Linked DNA regions of Mus musculus: all the other regions are linked to region 4. The links are chromatin loops, found by intact Hi-C in ENCODE. Cell type or tissue: left cerebral cortex. All regions are shown on one strand.

Region 1 (5,000 bases), 380 kb after region 4:
GTGGGAACCCTAGCACACCCCCCACCTCCCAAGTGTGTGTGTGCAAACTTAGTATCAAGTCCTTCAAAGGCATCTTTGGACAATGACCCCCATTTCTCCCCTGCTCTCTCACTGTTTCCTTTATACCCTGGTTGCGGCCCTCAAATTTCCTTTAAAAATATTTGCATTTCTGTCCTTTCTCAGGGGACTCTGCCTGTCTCTCTAATAAATGGAGCATGCTCTGCTGCTCCTGCCCACCCTAGAGCAATGCTGAGGGGGGTGTTGGGGGGCCCAGGATGCTGCTATTCTTCTGCATGCCGGTCGTCCAGACAGATCCACCCCTTGTACGCTTCCCTGACCTGTGTGGCATGGTCTGATTCCACTCCCAAGAGCCAGGGCCTGTTCTATGCCCTCCCCCTCATTAAATCAGAAGCCATCAGGCTCCAGAGACAGACTGAGGCAGCTAGCTGCCCAGCTTCCCAGCCCCGGAGTGGGCCCAGGGGGTTGATTAGCATATTGTTGCTGGAGGAGGTGGCAGTAATCCTTTCTCCTATTGACACTAAACAACCTTACCTGAAAGGTCCCCCCACCCCAGCAGATTCTCTCTCTCCCCCCACATCATTGCTCCTGCTTTCTTCCTCTCTCCCTGCTCCTCCTCCTCTCTATCCTTTTAAAGCAGTGCAAAGCTAGGGCTCGCTTCGGGAAGGCTACCCCATCTTTCCCCCATTCCTCACCCCTCACCCCCAAGGAAGGCGTCTTCTTCCTTCCATACAGCTGGGGGGCGCCTGTGCGGCCAGGGCCTCCCTCTGCCTGGAAAGCTGGGAAGCCACCACCGGAATGACAAATCTATGGACAAATTACTGATTTCTCATCTAATTTACATCCAATTAGTGTGAGTGAAATGAATCATGTGGTCAGCCCCTCAGGGGAAACATTGAGATAACAAATGCCCCGGGCTCCTTTCCTGGGAAACTGACGGGCCCTGGGGGAAGTCCGTGATTTACCCCTGGGTCAGAGGCCCCCTCCCTTTCCCCAGGCAGGTTATCCAACCCATAGATCAACCCTGCCCCCCTCCCTGTAGCCCAGACAGGCCCTGTGGGCTCAGGCTAAAGAAAAAAACGGGGTGGTTGAAGATGGAAAGGTGTGCTGAGTTCCCAGTGGAATAGGTCTACTCCAGTAATGAGGGCTCGAAGCAAGTACCAAAGTCGGGGCTGGTGACCTACATGCATAGACACAGGACTCCACCCCGGGATTTCTGGAGGCAGGCAGTCCCAGGCTGTGGTGACCCCAACTGGTATTCATTGCCACTTACCAAATGCTAGCCCCAGTGTTTAGTGCAATATTGGGTTCTTAACCCTCAAGACAATGCACTCTACAAAGCAGGCATTACTGAGAAACCCCATTTTACAGGAAAAGAAACTGAGGTTCAGATAGGGCTTGTTCATAGGTCCTTAGGCCAGACAGCTCAGGCTAGGTCCAGGGCCTCGACCATTGTGCTCTGCTCCATCTGCTACAATGACTTTGCATAGGCAAAAACAGATATCCAGGATGAGAGCAACATCTTTAGTTCCTACCCAAGGTCAAGGAGCCTCTTTTGGCAAACACAATGTCCACCCCAGTGTGTTTTCAGTGCATGAAGCTAAGTCGCTGTAGCCATGGAGGACCTGTGACTTCATGAGGTGGAAGGGACTGAAGGGACGGTCAGTGGTGGATGGTCACTCCCACAGCCTGAGGCAAACCACCAGTCCAAACAAACACCTTTGGGAGCCGGGGCCACCGCTCACGGCTTCACACATGCAAAGCAGCAGATGGAGATTGTGCTGTTTCTGAAACAAGAGAGATGACTTGGGCCAGCATTTGAAGTGGGAAGACAGGGCGAGCGAGCGAGCAGGCGGGGCGGGGCGGGGGCACGGGGTTCGTGTCTGAGCGGCGCAGTAGCTGTATGTTTGGGATGAGTTTGGTCTCCCTGTGTCAACTTGTTTCTCGTCTGCTATTTAAAACCTGGCATATGGATGGGATCTCAGCTCCCAGTACTGGCAGTTCCTAACATTCACAGCGACTAAATAAAAAGGGAATTTTAAAAACCAAATGCAGTTTTACCCCAGAACGAGGCAAAGAGAGAAGTACGAAGAAGTTAATAACTCCTGAACTTGGGCCCAGCCAGCCCTGCAAAGTGGGGCCTTTTCGATGTTGTGTGGGAGGAAAGGGGGTGATGTTTTCTGAATTCCTAAAGCAGGTCTCCTAGTCTGTGCTGGGGTGTCTCCCCTGGGGCTAAGGGCAGAGCCAGTCACCAGGTGGGAAGCCCAGTCCTGCCACTCAATATCTGGGTGTCCTTGGGAAAGTCACATGACCTCTACAAGCTTCCAATACTGTAAAGCAGGCCTGTAATAAGGACCTGGAATATAATGACGCTGCGAAGACGCCACGAGCTAAGGTTTCTAAGACAAGCAACGTGCTGCTAAGCACAGCGAGTACATGTGTGTGTGTGCGTACGTGCGTGCGTGGGGGCGGGACTGGAGTATACTAGGTATTGTCTGCCCATATTATCTGACTCACTAAGGAGCCTTTCCTCCTCTTGTTCTACATTTTTATTTATTTATTTTTGTTTTAAGTGCACGAGTCATTGCATACCGTGTGTGCAAGGGTGGCTGTGGAGGCCAAAGCCTGTCAGATCTGGAACTGGAGCTGCAGATAGCTGTGCGTCTCCTGATCTGTAAAGCAGTGAGTACTCTTGACCTCAGAGCTGACTCTCCAGCCGCCCATCTCTCAAAGTATCGTTTCGGCTTTTGTGGGTTTCATAGATGAAACGAAGGGCTCCGTCCATCGCTTTGCAAGATTTGATCAAGACCTGTGATCTCGGGAACACGAAGAGCCAGAGAAGAGAAGCCCAGGATGGACAGAGAGTGAATATTGAAAAAACAAGGTCTGCTGAGGAGAGAATGCCAGCAGGCAGGAGACCCAGGTCACCAAAGGCAGAGGTGGAACCACAAGGCTCCTACTGGGAGTGACCAGGTAGATAAACTCTTCTCTGGGTCCCTACAGAGAAGAGCCAGGGCTTCCTATGTGCCTAGCACTATCCAACTTCTTTCTCTCTCTCTCTCTCTCTCTCTCTCTCTCTCTCTCTCTCTCTCTCTCTCTCTCTCTCTCCCTTCCTTCCTTCCTTCCTTCCTTCCTTCCTTCCTTCCTTCCTTCCTTCCTTCCTTCTTCCTTCCTTCCTCCTCTCTCTCTCTCCCTCTTTTATAACAAATAGGAGTTCAGAGAAATGAAGACTCAAAGTCATCTAGCTGGTCAGTTGGAGCCTAGGAGTCGGGTACCAAGCCCTTGCTCAGTTTCCTGCTTCTTCCTCCTGTGGTACAACAGGAAGAACTGGCCCTGGGTAAAGAGCGGAAACAGGTCCTTTGGCTCAAGGAAACAACCAAGTTATCACTAAACTAAGGGGAATGCTTCAAGCAAGACAGAGGCCCTAAGTTGCATTCAGGACTTCTGGCATAGCCTCTTGCCCCAACACCCCAAACCAGAAAAACCATGAAGAGCCCATTCCTGGACCGCCACACCCCTAGATGCCGAGCCCAGTTTCTGGGTCTGTAAGATGCTATGGTATCTACATCCCAGAATTCCTCATGAGGACGAAAGAAGGCCGCACAGGATGCTTAATGCTGCATTTATCTCGGGAAATCCTCTGGTTCAAAGCATCAAGGTAATTTGTCCCATTGAGCAGAAGCAAAGAGGAACCACTGCTTGGGCAATGGGATTGTTCACAGGACCAACCAAGGGTGTGGCTGGGAAACCCTGTGGGTGTCTGCGGGAGACCCTGAGGCCAGAGACCTCCTAAGTATCGGGTTATCTTTACTCATTTGCTAATCTATGGAACACCAGTGTTTCTCTGGGGTTCTCCTCTTAGTTGCATCCTATCCCAGCTCCCATTTCTCCAGAGCATCCCTAGGGAGGAAGAAGGTTGCCCCGCCGATGGAGATTTGCCCCAGGCTCTGAGGACGCCAGGCTGAGAGCTCCTGCCTCAGAGCCTGCCAGCGTCAAGACTTATGACCGCCTCATCTCTCCCCCTCGCTGGGTCTGGCTACATCACTTATCTCCCCGACGCTGACCTGCCAGCAGCTGCAGGAGGCTCTCTCCGGTAAGATTTGATTAATGAGGTTCCGCAGTAACAAATCAGTCTTATGGAGCAGCCCTCCCCTCTTGGGGACACACTCTCACAACACCCGCTGCATACAAACTGCCAGGTGGAGGGTGCAGGGCAAGTGGCTCCCGGGCCTGCCTTCCAGCCAGCCTGTGACTCTGCACCCCAGCTCCAGTTCCACCCCCAAGGGCCCACCTGCCCCTTATACGCTGCTGTGCCAAGAACATGCTAAAGACACTTCCCTCTGCTCCCTTATCTTCAAGAGAATAATATGATCTTTATACCAGTGTGTTTAAGAATAGCCAATGTGTGGGTCTACTATACACAAGACACTCTGCCGCCCTGTGTCATCTACAATCCTTTATTACTAGTCCCCCTTTGCAGATGAAAAACAATAAGATGTAAGGACACTGGTAACTCATCCAAAGCCACATGGTTAGAAAGGAGCGGGGATCTTAGTACCCTGACCTTTAATTACACTTGTCTGATGTCTTGCTACCCTAGAAATACGAAGGATGTGATCGTGCCTCTCCTTAGACAAATATCTGCATACCTACACCTTTGTCAGAGAATTCTTGCACGTACAGATGCACCCATCCTTAGCCCCACCCACTCTTGAGAACCACTGCTCTGACTTTCCCGAGACATTAGCCTGGCCTCCCCCTCACTAATTTCTACCCCCACCCTCCACTCTCCCCTACAAGGAGAGACTCTGGGTTCTCCGCCTCAAGAGCACATCTCTACCCTACTGTGTGTGAGATTCACCCCAAGCCCCGTCCTGCTTCCCAATCCCACCAGCTCACTGAAGTTGGGAAAGTTCTCATCACAGGAAGCCAGGAAGGCTTTGCTTGCTGTCTTTCCAGCCACTGTCTGTGCATCAGCCACC
Region 2 (5,000 bases), 360 kb after region 4:
CATGGATCACTACGCCCACCTTTGCAGTGGGTCTTTCGGTACCCACACACTGTTGAGTGTACCTCACTAATCTCTGGCTATCCCTGACAACGCACCAGCTCTGTGCCAGGCTAGCCTAGGCTAAAAGGGCGCCAGCAGCAGCCCCTTTGCAGCTGAGAGCAGAGAAGAAAGAGATGAGAGGATGCCTATGCTCAAGTGGCTGAAGTTGCTGAATTCATGAGGTTTCTAGAGATAACTCGAGCTGTGGGGGTGATCAAGAGAGTGTGTGTGGGGGGGTCCTAAAATAAAAGGCAAATGCCAGAGGCAATAAAGGATATGTTAATTAAGCCTAATGATATTACATTTAAAGGTCCATGGGACTATAGGCTGGAGAAGTGTGTGTGTATCTGTGTGTCTGTGTGTGTATGTATGTGTACAGTTACACATATGTATATATGTATGTATGTATGTATGTATGTATGTGTCTACAGATTATAACTAAATCAAGATAGTCAAATGCCAGACCCTTTGTAACAAACCCTACCACTTTACACTATTCTCAAGGAGGATGAGGACAAATGCTTAGATTTTTTCACTGAGGGTAGAAAATCATGTCGACATGCAATGTTTGTACATGTATGTCATCTGGGCTCAAACCGTGTATTGGGTACAGTTACCCAAACACAGACACCCTGAAGTTTCTTAGATTTCTTTGGAAATCAGGTCTTGCTCAGAGCAGTCCTGAGTTCTAGGCCTGATGAATCTTGGCATTGAGGTGGCTCAATTAGACAGAGCCCATTGGGGGAGGAAGCTGTGCTCCCAGCGCAATACACCTCTGCTGAGGAGACCAGAGCAAGCCTCTATCGAGGTGGGTGTTGGTTTTTGTTTGGTAAAGGGCATGTTGTTCTAGTGGTTCTCATCTAGTAGACCAGGACTCCCGTTCAAGCCAGCATGAGCAGATTAGCCCCAGGGCCTGCTGGGAAGGCAAGTGACCTGGTTCCAGACAACTAAGATTGTTGTCTCTGTTCTTCACAAACCTCTGAGGTTCTGTGGTCAACATTTCTCACGTCCCCTGCCTGCTACCCTAGCCCAGCTTCCTGGGCCAACTATATGGGCTCTACCTATCTTGTAAACACTGACTACGGGACTTATCCTAGACCAGGGATTGTGGCTAACAGGAGGAATCCAGGCATGAACAAGACACGGAATTTTACACCAAGCCCTGGAAGCCAGCTAGCTTTGTTTTAATCCCAGAAAAGTAAGAGGACAGAGGACTGGGACCTGGAACACTAATCTTTCCTCGTTTCATCCGTCATTTCCCAAAGCTGGATTTTTGGAGCATTAATTCCACCCATTTCCTTCCCTTCCATGAGTAAGTTTGGAACAAACCAAGAGAAAACTTAGAACACAGATGCACACACACACACACACACACACACACACACACCCTTACATCTACACCTACCCAGACTAAAGAATCCATCTTAACCTTAATGGCTTAGTTGCTTTTCAAGTACAAAGAGATTTTACAGACAATTTCTTAGATATTAAAGGACAGAGAGAGAAGAGAGAAAAATAAAAGGAAAGATCTTGCATCTTGTTCAGAATGAATTAAAATTAAGTTAGGAGTCAAGCTTTCTCTCCCGCTGAGATATGAGTATGGGCTCTTTCTTTCCTTTCTGCCGTTTCATGTGCACTCAATACTCGATAGCCAGCGTGGAGGCCTGGATGCTGTTTGCTACTCTCAGGTTCTCCTTCCAGGCACAGACCGCATTGCACAGAGATGGTGTGTCTCAAGGCAGCCAGCTCTGGTCAATGAGTTGTCAACAGAGATGACACGTATTGCTTCTGGACCAGAACATTTAACTGTTTGGTGTTTAGCCGTCACTGCAGTGCTCCCAAGCTCCCTGTTGTGTGGTGACTGACAGTGTTCAAGGTGGTGGGTGCTACTCCCACCCCCACCCCCACCCCCATCCCCATCAGAGCACACAGGGGCACAGAGCACAGCCTCTTTCTGACTCCTCATATATAGGTGGGAAGCAACCTTTACCATCACAAGACATTAAAATTTGAAAGCTCCTTGCTCCTGCAGCTTCATGGGTTTATTTTGTCTTCTCTATCCATAATAAATGGGAAAAAAGAGGATGCATTTAAATGAATTTTCCCTGATGTTTCCAAGGGCATCCAAGTTGACCATAGATGACACCAGTTCGTGGCAGACCCCAAATGTCTCAGCTCTGCCGCATTCATGTTCACAGGCGGGTTTAAAGAGGAGACCATGCCTCGTTCGGAGAGATTCGGTCTCGCCTTTGCATTAAACATCAGGCTGCTTCCTCTACCGCATGGCAGGTTTTCATCTCCTCTGAATAATTTTTTAGCAACTTGAGAAACTGCAATCCAAACATATAGTATTTTTGGCTGGAAATTAAAACACGTCACTTTTAAAACATAAGCAGCATGCCCTGAATGTTTATGGTAAAAAGCTCACTCCTGGCCAGACTGCAAAGCTCGCATTACCGAGAGGCAAACCCTGGAGCGTGCTGGCAGTTTGCGTCCCAGTTCGTCCTTCCCACACAGTACGGTGACTGTGAATCATGTCTCCTCTGGCACATGAACTTCCAGGCTCTATGACTCCTTCCATATCAAAGAGAGACTGTCTAGAATTTCCCCCTTGCTGTCAGGAGAAGCCTATGGAAGTGGAAAGACAGGTTTCTGTCCACCGCACCACTTTTTTGATGAGCCAGGGATATCCGTCCTGAAGATGTGACTCAGTTGACAGGGCACTGAAGAGGCAGCATTCAGAAGGCCCTGGGTTCAGTCTCCACCACAGCATAACCTAGACATGGATGTGCATGCTTGTGATCCCTACAGTCAGGATGTGGAGGCAGGAGGGTCAGACATGCACAGTCAGGCTGGATTTATGAGGAGTTTGAGGCCAGGCTGGGCTATGTGATTCTGGGTCTCTAGAACGAAACAAGTGGAATTTCCAAAGATACTACCCAGAAGGCACAGACTACCCTCAACAAAGGTGAACATCAATGATGATGATGATGACGATGACGACAATGATGACAATAACAATGATGGTCTTGGTGTCATTGACATGAGTGACACACACCCAGGGTAGCTGCCACAAAAGACTATGGCCTTGGCCAGCACACATTTCCAATCAAACCAAGACTATTCAGAATGTAACAGGGAACTGTGGGAAGTGGTGATTCCTACCAGAGTTAGCTCACTAGGAAAATACAATTTCAAGGCATTGCCTCTTTATGTGACTTCTTAAAATGTTGCTGGGTGACAAAGCCAGGATTCTCTTATCAAAATGAAATCTGTAGAATACAATTTTCTGCTCAAACAATGTGGTTTATACAAAGCGCCACCCTTGCGTGTCAGATGAGGGAATATAAAACTCTTCTATAATGGATATATTGTTTGCACACAAAAAACCTTGTGAATCTATGTTTCATGCCAGGCCTCATTTGCCATCTTCGGGAAAAGGGGGAAAACTCTCTTGTCTCCCTTTGTTTTTAACAAAAATGTCAGAAGACTATGTGTACCTCTTTATTGGGTAGGACTCCAACCAAGACACTGCAGAGAAGACTCAAACACTAGTCAACGCCGATCCTTCTCACTGGCTTAAGATGACCCAACACTTCCCTCCGTGGTGAGTTCTGAGCTACAGAAATGTACTGTGTGCTTGCTAAGGACTCTGCACTGTTATAGCACCAGGAGAGTCCAGGCGTGGGTGGGTGGGTGGATCTCGGACTTGCTCCTGATGGTCTTACCATCTAACACTTTGAGGAAAAGGCAGGACTGTGGAGGCAAAGAAACTCTGTTGTTACAAGACAGCTAAGGAGCCAACTGGCTTTCATCGTCTCTTTGCAGTATGCCTACTGTGTGCCAGACCCAGTGCTATACATGGAGGAGGGAGAAGCAGGCCGGAACATGTCCTGCCCTCAGGGATGCCAAGGAATCTGAGAACTCAATGGAATGAAAGAGAGCATCTAACTGGGAGCAGGAGAGTTTTTAAGGAAATGGCTCAGTCCTTATGGTTCTGACTACACAGACATAAGGACCGATGCTCAGGTCCCCAGCACCCGTGTAGTACTGTGCACCTATAATCCCAGCACTGGGGAGGTGGAGGCAGGAGAATCCCTGGGACTTGCTGGCAGCAGAATCAGTGAGCTCTAGGTCCAGTGAAAGACCCTGCCTCAGAAAACAAGTTTAACAAAGATTATGAAAAATACCCAGGATTGGGGAGATGGCTCAGAGGTTAAGAGTATTGACTGCTCTTTCAGAGGTCCTGAGTTCAAATCCCAGCAACCACATGGTGGCTCACAACCATCTGTAATGGGATCTGATGCCCTCCTCTGGTGTGTTTGAAGACAGCAACAGTGTACTCATGTAAATAAAATAAATAAATCTTTTTAAAATTATTTACATGTATGAGTCTTTGTCTACATTTAGGGGCTGGTGAGATGGCTCAGTGGTTAAGAGCACCGACTGCTTTTCCAAAGGTCCTGAGTTCAAATCCCAGCAACCACATGATGGCTCACAACCATCTGTAATGGGATTTGATGCCCTCCTCTGGTGTGTTTGAAGACAGCAACAGTGTACTTATATACATACATACATACATACATACATACATACATACATACATACATACATACATACATACAAAGGAAGGAAGGAAGAAGGGAAGGAGGGAGAAAGGAAGGAAGAAACAAAAGATACCCAATGTTGGTCAAGGATTCTGTTATATCATCAAGAAGAGTTAGCCATAAGGACAGTACTCTGAGATGGTGTGGAAAGGGTTGGTCATCCCTCTCCCTGTCCAGACTCTGCCTCTGGGAAGAACTCATGAAGAACTAACAGTTGACGGATTCCAACCTGGTTAATGACAAGATGAATCTTAGTGGTGAAGAATGAGTGTGTCCTGTATCTGAGGCTTAACGAGTTTCAAGAGTTCCAGTGACTTGTCATACAGCATGAAGCATGATGATGAGAGCCGGGGG
Region 3 (5,000 bases), 180 kb after region 4:
ATACTTTGTCACTTGCTCTTAATAGTATGTATTTCCATTGGGAGGGAATTCTTGTTTGCAGAGGAGGAAACAGCCTTACGACAGGAAGTGGTATCTGCAACTCACGTGGCTGGCAGGATTGTGAGCCAGAAACGAATTTCACTGTGTCTTAGAATTCCAAATTTGGCCCTCTATTTTTTTCTTTTAATTTAAATTTTTACCTTTTGCAATGTGACTGCCCTGCTATCTCTCTTCAGGCTCTGGCGGGTCTTCAACAGAGCAACAAGGTGCAGGGGGCTTGGCTTGGCTGTAGAAAGGTGTCGGGGGAGGCAGAAGCTCTGTGAGGCAGGGCATGCTGTGGGAGGGATACCTGCCTGCCGGGGAAGAAAGGCAGGATTTAAAGCCCGGCTCTGCTGCAGCCACCTCTGCAAATGCTTGAGCAGCCGCCCACGGCCTTGGGTTTCTCCCTCCTTTTCCCTCTGTGGCAGGGATAACACCACCACTCACCGTTGGTTTGAAATGTAAATGAGTGAACCTTCCGTTCTCAAAGTACCCAGAGTGGAGCTGTACATAGCTTGGAGGAAAAAAAAAAGGCTCAGCTCCTTTCTGTCTTCCCCGTTCCTGCCTTCTTTTCCTCTTGATGAAGATTTTTCAATTGTCAGTCAGTCTGACCACATCGACGTGTCTGGAAATATTCCCCTCTAAAGGTAGCATCGTTCATTTCTGGGCCAACTGTCCGTCGAGTTTTTGCTCCCCATACTGGGAGAGCTTGGATCTTCCCTCTGGTTGGTGGGATCCAGGGTGTTGCACTGTGTTCCAGACCCTTGAGGTACTAAGGATCTCACTACCCAAGATGCCAGAGGCTTGAGAAATGAGCACCAGCTGTGCTGGTTTTTTTGTTTTTGTTTTTGGTTTTTTTTTTTTGTTTTTTTTTTTTGGTCTCTGGCTAAGATCACCTGAAGAGCAGCAGATGTGAGGCTTGGTGGGGTAGCATAATTAAGGCTGACCCCTGTTTGCCACAGAGAAGAGAAAAATCTGCTCTCTTAGGTGAAGATGGCCTTTGGGAATGAGGCAAGGGAAGACTCAACTCTGGGGCAGGGCAGTGCTGTTAGCTCTTGAGCTGAGTTGATCTTGAAATCCCAACAGCCTTTCTGTTCCATTCCTCCCAAAGGCCTTGCGTTCATCAACAGTGTCTTGTCCCCGCTTCCTTGTAGCCCTTCACCCATCTCTAGATTGACAACTTGAAGCCCCATGCATGGTCCATGTCTTATAACCCCTAAGCAGCTTCAGCCCTAGACCCGCAGCTCCCTGCTCATCTTGGATTCTGGGAAACTCACTTGGCTATTTCTTCTTGGGCAGAGCAGACAGCTCTGCCAACTGTGTTGACTGAGTGGTTACTGTGAGGCCCCAGCCAGGAACATCACAAATCCTTTTGTTCTGAGTGACGTCTCTGACAGTCCAAGTGGGACTGCTCTGACCTTCTCTGCTCTCCTCCAGGCACCGGAGACAAGTGTTATCTCTTGGTCTTCTCAGAGAACAAAATAAGGAGTGGCAGAGCCTTACTGTCCTCCAGTTCCGAGCCACAAACGCCAGGGCAGAATCTCTCTCTTGTTCTGAGGCCCAACCCTCTTCCTCTGTAATTCTCTTCTCACTGCACCCCTGATCCCGCTGGGACAGTACTCCATCAGTCACCTCCTTTTCTTTCATTTCCCATCTTTCCCTTTTGGCTGACATCTTTCTAGAAACTTCTGGATGTGTTCGGGCCCCCTGACCCCCTTGAGTGACTGCTCTATCCGTCTCCATCACTCACTTGTCACCGCTGCCGTTTCCTCACCGCCCACTCCTTCCTTAATCCTTGTGCAATCTGGCTCCCGCCCCCCACTTCTCTATGGAAACTGCTGTTCTCATTTCACTAGCAGCATCCTCACTGGATTGAATATGTTCACAGCTCATAGGAAGCACCAAGAGAGGGCAGACTTTCCTCCCGGCGCTGGGTGAGGTACCGAGGAAGGTCAAGGCTGATAGCAGATTCACTCACAGGGAGATTGGGTTTCAACCAGTTGGCCGCTGTGTCCTGTGCCCAGCGATCTTTGTGTAATTCCATTGGGTTGACAAGCAGATGTCCTCTCTCAGTAACACTCCAATTCCCCATTGCCATCCTACCAGTTTGCATTTCTTCAGGATTGCCATCCACATAACCACACCCATGACCACACTGTTCACAGGCTCCTCCTCCTTTTCACCAGCCCCTCCCAGGGAAGATCAATTGATCAGCGGAGCTGATCGATCAATGGCTGCTTGACCTACTGAAGAGAGTTCTACTGAAGAGAGACCTACTGAGGTGTTCCTCAGCCTCTGTCATATAGATTCTGATCAGAACCACTTAATAGGTCAGCAAGGATGAAGCCTTGGCATCAAAACAGGATTTGTTCAGCTGACTTTTAGGCAGTTGAAAAGCGCGTGCTTTCATTTTTTTCAAACAATATAGCACGATTTAAAACTATACCTATAAGTTGTCTTTCCCTACTACCGTACTTCTAGCGTCTGAGGGATTCTTTCTGTCCTCAGTGGATCCTCACTAAATGCTGAATGAGTGGACAGACCCATGAGTGACTGAGAAAGTATCGCACAGCTCAACTTCTTTGTAAGTTCATCATGAGCCAACTCTCTTGCTAATGCCAACTTCTGGCTGACACTGACATTAACGACAGCTCTATTTTTGTACCTAACACATAGGAAGACATGACCTTGAGGATCAAAAAGTTTAACAAAGCCCAGGGGCCCAAAGTTGATCCCTTTTCCAATGCCTGGAGTGGTCTCCACGTGTAGTCTGTGTCCCATGTCTGGACAATGACCATCAGTCTTGCTCTACAGAGCCTGGAGGACGAGTTGGCAGGCAGATTGGGAGGTACACATCTGACTTGGACATTGTTTCAGCACCTCCTGCCACTCAAGTGTGTCCCGGGGAAGTCAGAGAGCTGGCTGGCGGGTCAGGCTGGTGCCCATCTTGAGTGTCCGGTCTCCTGTGGAATCCTGCCACTTCCTCCCACTGATTTGGGCAGGATCTTCATTGTCTGCTCAAATGTAATTAAAGAGTCCTCTGATGGTGCCAATTAAAGACTCGGAGGGACAGGAGCGGGTGTTCACGGCATCACATGGCGCGGCGCGGTGAAGCTGTAAACATCCATTAGCCATTACAGTTCTCATTAGTCCTTGAAAAACAACTCATTAGTGTCCATAGAACTGACAGGTAAATACAGCTAATGGGCTAAATCTATCAATAAATTCATTGTGTGCAAAATCAGGGTTTCTGTCATTGTGCTGCTTGCGGTGACTAATCAGAAGGTTAAATACTCCTCCTGCAAAAATATATATAAGTTGCAAAGCACTTAGCCTGATAGACTGTGGAAAAATGGCATGAGAGAAACTAATGAAGACATCAAAGGCTTTATTTATACGTAGGGTGGGTTCACTGTAAGTTCAGGTTGCTATGAACTGTCACAGCTGTTTAGCTGAGACTAAATTTTAGAAAGCATATTGATTTGTTTTAATTTAAACGGGGCAGTTTACAAAAGCTGCTTGAATCTGAAGTTATTCCAGAAATGATTGCTTAGCGTGTGGCGGGGGGTGGGGGGGGTGGGAGGCAAGTGTGCTTTTCCAGCGGCCCCATGGGCCATCTCTAGGGAGGCTGCTTCTCCTAGGCTGTGCCAGCAGTAGAGAACTGTAGAGGGACTGTGTACCAAGAGGTGTGTTTAGTCCCACGTCTTCACAGTGCAGTGGGCTCACAGGGAGCCAGGGCAGCCTGGATTCAGGTCCAGGCTCACTTGGGAATTTGTGGCAGTGTCCAGGTTTCATAGGCCTTACCAAATTGGACCTTTTCTCTCTCCAGGGAAACTAAGGTGCCCTGGGGAGGGGGGGTCACCCACAGTTAAGGGTGGCTTCTTTGTGTATTTGATCTACTCTTCTGCCTGCTGCCTTCTCCACCCCAGCTGTAGCCATAGAATCCAGAGAAGTCACAGCTTGCCACCCTCTGCATTCAGCTAGCCTAGCCCTGGATACCTGTGCTTTGGGCAGCCCTGGAGTTCACCTGCTTCATTTCAGCCATGAAACTCCCATCTCCAGAGGATAGTTTCCCAGCCTTCTGCCCAAAGGCTTCCCCTTTGACACTGTTAGATGAAAAAAAAAATCCTTATCTCAAAAGGATATGACTTGAGAGGCAAGGTTATAAACTGGTCGTTGGTGAGTTCCCTCTGACTTCTGCCTCAATTTGAATTTGTGATCTGCATAAAAGTAGTAGAGATTTTTACATATATAAAAAAGTGTCTTTCCGGCTGCTTCTAGATAACCTCAACTCTGGCAATAGTGGGCTCTGTGGCCAGCCCGGCCCTACTGGAAAGGGCTGGGCAGCTGTTGACCCCTTTGCGTGGGACCTGTACTTTCCCCAACAGTCTCATGTCCACCTGTTCATCCTCCACCACGGCAGCGCCCTCTTTGATAGCCGCAGTGAATGGCACCATACGCTAACACCAGCATCATGACTTTTGACAGAACTCGTTGTTCTGTGTCACCATCGCTAGACCTAATCCCAGGCAGACACAGCTAGCCCACTGGCCTCACCCCTTCCTCTGACTGGAGAGGTGAAAGAAAGCAAGTCTTTGCATTTTAGCTGCTTGCACCCAGAATGTGCCTTGGTGCTCCTAGGACCCTCGGGATGGTGGCTCTCCAAACCCTTAAAGGGTTTTCAGAGCCTCAGCATCTTAGACGGGTGCAGTACCCCATGCAGCCTCCAACATGGCCTCTCCTAAGGAAGTGGGTGTGTGCGTTTGTTCTCTCAGGAGACCCTTGCATCCTTTAGTGATCCACGCTTCCTGTGACGCCCAGGCTCTCTACTCAGCCCTCCCTCCTTCCTTCCCTTCCCTCCCCACCCTCCTTCCTCCCTCCCATTGTGCCTCTCTCTCCTCTCCTCTTCTTCAGCATCAGCATCTATCTGCGTCCTCTTAGCCAGTGTGCTCTTCTCACCT
Region 4 (5,000 bases):
AAAAAAAAAAAAAAAAAAAAAAAGAGTAGCAAGGTCTCCCTGGATGGTCCTCTGGCTGCCTATGGACTGGAGTAGGAAGGCCAGTGTGAGGCAGGGCATCGAGCAGAAAGATGCAGAAGGTGATACAAGTGACATGGCATGGCCGGGTTTGGTGGCTGAAGTGGGGAGGCAGTCCCAGAGGCACAAGCCCTGGTATTCATGGTGGGCAGAGGGGAAGGAACCCCAAAGGATAACTTCTGGATGTTCAGGTAAGTGGGTCGATAGCAGATGCCCATAGCCGTGGTACCCAGGGCATGGCTGTCTAGGCAGACAACAGATATATTGACACGAAGGTGAGATTTGTTTTCCTTTGATAGTTTCACTGTTTTAGGCTTCTTTCTTTTTGTGTATGTGTGAATGTGCAAGTGCACGTGTGTGCACATACATGCGCATAGAATATACGTGGAGGCCAGATGACAACCTTGAGTGTAGTTAGGTGTCACCTACATTTTTCTCTTTCTTTCTTTTCCTTCCTCCTTTTCCCTTTCCTCCTCCTCTTCCTCTTCCTCTTCCTCCTCCCTCTTCTCTTTGGAGACAGGGTCTCTCACTGACTTGAAGTTTGCTGTAGACTAGACTGGCTGTCCACATCAGTGTCTGTCTCTCTCCATCTCCACCCCCCTCCCCTCCAGTGCTGGGATTACAAGGGCAGACCACTGAGTCTGGGGTTCAGGCGGGTTCTAGGGATCACATTCAGGTCCTCCTATCTGTAGGGCAAACAAACCTCAACCCCTCTCACCTTTTGTAGTTTTGAGATCAGCTTTTACTCTGTAACCTAGGCAGACCAAAACTCACTATGTAGCTCAGGCTAGCCTCAAATCATGGCAGTTCTCCTGCCTTAGTGTCTTACTTGGTAGGGTGACAGGCTTTTATGTCACCAGGCTGGCTAGGAAAAATTCAGCCAGGGGCGTCTTTATTCTTTATGTTCAAATACCACAGAAGTTCTATTCTGCAATGAGAGTTCAAGTCCCCACATTGCCACTTTGTTAGCTGTGTGTTCTCCAGGAAAATCACTCCACATGCTGGACCTTAGTGTCTGCTGACAGGGCTCACTGCAGCACACACGTCCTGTAAGGTGTAAATGGCCAGCAATGATGATCCCTGCAGGGGACAGGGGTGGCTCTGGCATGTTTCTTTACTTGTTTTTGGAGCCACCTGCCCCCAAGGAGGTGACACAGCCGTTCCTTTGGACTTAGAATTGTTAGAAAGGAGGTCTTTCTGGGTTGATAACCCTTCTGTATACCATGACCTTCTCTTCCCAATCCCTAAGGCCCTGCCTCTCCCCTGCAGTTCCAGGACAAGACTGGAAAGAGCCTATCACTCCCGCTGAGACAGGGGCTTTCCCAGATGGGAGCTACATTCCTCAGCCTTCCCCTTTGGCCAGGAAATGCCACCTCAGCCCTTGTTCTGCCAGGGCAGACCCCAGCATCGAGCTGCCTCTGGGCTTTCACCACATTCCAGCCTTGCCTCCTCACCCTGCAGCGTCCCAGCAGGACGTCTGGAGAAGTGTGGGCAGTGCCCATGCTCAGGCCTGCCCTGGGTTGGAGGGAGGAGAAAGAGTTCTAAAGCCTTTCTGGAAGGTCAGGGGTCAGACCCCTGGCCTGAGTTTCCTCTTACCCCAACCCCGACTCTGAGTTTTCTGACAGCAGCGTGTCTGACTTTGGTGTAGTTTCTGTGGTTTAATAAGCTACAAAACCGACATTATTTTAAGCCAATCTGGATATAGCACAAAAACTCTCACCCCGTCTGTTCTGTGAAACTCAGATACCCTGACGAGAACACAGCTCACAACCAACTAATACAATATTCTACTGGGCGCGCTGTCAGCGAGCCCCACGCGGGCGCCGGCTCCCCGGAGGCCAGCCCAGCCGCCGCACCGCAGGCCCGAGCGGGGAAGCGCGGCCCGGGCGCCGCGCAGGAGAAGGACCCGGGTGGGTGCTTCGCCGGGGCGCCGCGGGTCCTCTCCGCGCGTGGCCGGGGACCGGCCGCACCAGCCCCTCGCTCCCCGCCCCCTGCCCGGGGATGCGGGAGGAGAAGAGAGAGGAGGGGAGGAGAGGCGCGTTCTGGCCTGCTGACAGCAGCTCTACTCCCACAACCCGCATATGTCTGATTCCGAAGCAGGGAAGTGTGTCCAACACACCCAATGCAAAGACAGGTTGTTGAATATTTTTTCTCTCATCACTAAAAAGGATTCCCTGCTGGGTGCAATCAAGATCCATAAACTCGCGGCTCGAGTCGGTGTGAAAGCAGCGCTCCAGCCCAGACTCCCTCGCTGGCGCTAAATGCAGGCTCCGGGCGGGCGGGCGGGCGGAGATGCGCAGACATCCGCTTGCAGTCTGGCCTTGCGACCGGCAGTTCCCGGCACATTAGGCAGTGCGCTTATTTTGGGCTACGCTTCAGTGGATTAACTTTACAGCGTAAAGTTTCGCGGTGCGGGTATGGTCCCTGTGGCGCCCCCCACCCCTCGGTGCCCCCTCCCCCGACCCTTTTCTGTGCAGAGCCAGGGGCAAGTGCAGCGTCCTGACAGGGTTGTCAGCAGCCCGAGGGTCAGGCAAACAGGGTAGGTGGCTCCCTGCTGACCCCTGGTTCCACTGGAGAGGTAAGCAGTTGCTGACCTAGCCTGCCTCTGGGTTTGCAAGATACCCAGTGTCCTCGTCCCCTGGCAGACACCAGCTTCCCGGCTTTGAAGATCTTGCATCATCTCTGGTGAGGTTGAAGGGTGGGATGGGCCGCTGCTTGAATAGCAAGCTCACCATCCCTCCCCACCCCTCATTGTCCTCCTAATGGGACAGGAGGCCAGGACACATCTTGGAGACTGGAGTACTGCTGGCCATGTAAAGATGTTGTGTCTTCTTTACCTTCTGGGTTGATCTCTGCCCCCAAGTTGGGAGACTGAGGCAGTAAGGGCAGAGGCCACTGCTGGGCTATAGGAGAACACTGGGGCCATTGAACAGAGATGTGAAAGGTGTGGGTGTTAGAAGCAGCCTCTTCCATCTCTTTCTGATGTTTGGGGAGGGAAGAGCTCAGAGTTCTTGTGGAAAGACAGGCCTCCCCTTCGCTCTCTGCACACTCTCCATGACCATCCTCTGGCCTTAAAATTCTCATAGACTACTAAGGGAAGACGGAAAAGGTCATCTCAAAACCAACTCTGCTCTCCCTCGGCACCCCACGGGGGAGGGGAGGGCATCACACACGGTGTGATCTGATCGTTGAGTGCTTCAGTGGTAGCAGACAGAGGGAGGTGTGCTCTCTGTGTGTGCGATCTATTACATAGACTGCATTCATCCAAAAAGGACCAGTGGCGCTGCCGTGATACCAGTGCTTAGATACAGCTGGGTGGCAGGGACACGACCCAGAGGTCCCTTGGAGAGGTGATAATAGTCCTCCATCCAGCCCTCCATTCGCTTGCTCATTTCCTGGGGTTGACTGTGGGCCAGGTGAAGTGACAAGGGCTGGAGACTGGGGAGAGGCAATGGTCCTGTCTCTCTCTGAGCCAGTGCCGAGCCAGGGCCAGAAGGGCCATCCCCTCTTCTCAGCCTGTGTCCTTCTGGTCATATTCGCTGCTTGCAAGAGACCTCAGGGAGAATTTTGCCTGGGACAGCATCGCACACCAGTGCAAATTAATAGCTAAATAAATAAAGAGAAAGAAAGTGTCAGAAGGTTTAGGGGAGCCCTGGACTGAAAAATCCTCTTCTCCTCACTCATGAATCATAAGTCATTCTGGTCTCCCCCCACCCCCCCACCCCCACCCCACAGATCAGCACATTGCAAAGACAGGTTGTTGAATATTTCTCTCTCATCAGTAAGAAGGCCTCCCTGCTGGGTGTAATCAAGAACCATAAACCCTCCTTGCAGACTTGCAGAGTTGGTGTGAATCCAGCCCCTCTCAGCTGCCCTTGATTCAGACAGCTCTGGCCGGGCTGACAGCACTGGCTGCTCTTGCCAGTGCTGTTGGAAGAGTCCAGAGCAAGGAGTGGGGGCTGGAACTCCTCATGTCTCCACCTTCACCGCTCTCTAATGGCCTGGGGTGGAACTCGGGATGCCTCTCCACCAAGGTCAGGATGGAGGGAAATTGATCCCGATGCTGTGGGCAAGCCTTGGCCCTCTCTGTATGTCCTCAGGTTCCCACTGAGAGGAGAGGAGTCAGAAGGACTTCTGAGACCTTGTGTGTTGCTTCTGAGTGGGCTTCCTGGTCAGGTGGCATGGCTTCACTCCAGTTTTCAGAATTGTTTGTTTCCAGATGGGAGGGTATGGATATCAGGACCTAGTATTGCCCCTGCCCTGGGCAGGGATGGAGATGGGGAGATTGACAGGAGAAGACAGAATTGGGGAATAGTCAGAAAAGGCATCCTTCTGCTCTTTGGAAACCCATTAGCAGAACTAGGTTAGTCTTCAGAACTAGTCAGTGCTGGGCGAGAGCCTGTCCTCTCCTCTCCTTGGCTTTCTACTTCCAATGTGACCCTGTCTGATGTCACCACCACTGCCTAGACCCTTGGCTCGGACGACTTTTCTTCTGTGACTCACGAATGGCCCCCAATAGTCTATTCTGAATTAGCCAACAATCCCATGAAGACTCGAGCAAGATGGCAAATCTGCCATGCATCTCCTTACCTCAGGGGCCTTGGAGTTTACCACCCCCTGTTCCTTTTCCTCCTCTTTGTAACAAGCTCCTAGGTGCACTTCAGGAACTTGTGGAGAGCTTTCCTGATCAGGACCCAGGACCGACTGTGTTCCCTGGGCAATTGTGCAGTCAGGCCTACTAGCCTGTATCATGACTCTCATGCTAGTGAGTGTCCCCCTCCTGCTGGTCAGGCGCTTCCCCCTTAGGGCTCCAACTGAACGATTCTGTTCTGTGTACCCAGAGCCCGGCACTTACATTGCGAGGATGAACAAAACCAGAATTTTCTTTTCTTTTCTTTTCTTTTCTTTTCTTTTCTTTTCTTTTCTTTTCTTTCCTCTCCTCT

Evidence for each region. Peaks named below come from ENCODE experiments on the same cell type or tissue, not always from the same donor. Only the 100,000 strongest peaks of a DNase experiment are listed, where the experiment ranks them.
Region 1: it touches region 4 in a loop (10-fold over the local background); 3 of 42 quality-filtered maps call a loop at or near these places.
Region 2: it touches region 4 in a loop (8-fold over the local background); 3 of 42 quality-filtered maps call a loop at or near these places.
Region 3: a loop joins it to region 4, with 8 times the contacts of the local background. A loop is called at or near these places in 4 of 42 quality-filtered maps.

Annotation. Positions count from the first base shown.
Region 1 is chr4:124,196,031-124,201,030 of GRCm38, reverse strand. No RefSeq gene overlaps it. Among named protein-coding and RNA genes, the nearest start is that of Gm40242, 74 kb to the left of the region's middle. In left cerebral cortex, no CTCF peak of the experiment used is centred here; DNase peaks (open chromatin) are centred at 2,029 and 2,431.
Region 2 is chr4:124,207,786-124,212,785 of GRCm38, reverse strand. No RefSeq gene overlaps it. Among named protein-coding and RNA genes, the nearest start is that of Gm40242, 62 kb to the left of the region's middle. In left cerebral cortex, no CTCF peak of the experiment used is centred here; a DNase peak (open chromatin) is centred at 2,471.
Region 3 is chr4:124,393,989-124,398,988 of GRCm38, reverse strand. No RefSeq gene overlaps it. Among named protein-coding and RNA genes, the nearest start is that of Gm52719, 43 kb to the right of the region's middle. In left cerebral cortex, a CTCF peak has its summit at 1,947; DNase peaks (open chromatin) are centred at 150, 442 and 1,879; H3K27ac peaks cover 395 bases.
Region 4 is chr4:124,572,729-124,577,728 of GRCm38, reverse strand. The region is part of intron 1 of Gm2164 (predicted gene 2164); the gene reads left to right. 4933407E24Rik (RIKEN cDNA 4933407E24 gene) reads right to left here. Exons shown (of 3, transcript NR_045819.1): 3 at 2,191-3,663. Among named protein-coding and RNA genes, the nearest start is that of 4933407E24Rik, 6.0 kb to the right of the region's middle. In left cerebral cortex, no CTCF peak of the experiment used is centred here; DNase peaks (open chromatin) are centred at 1,800, 2,183 and 3,937; H3K4me3 peaks cover 749 bases; H3K27ac peaks cover 1,314 bases.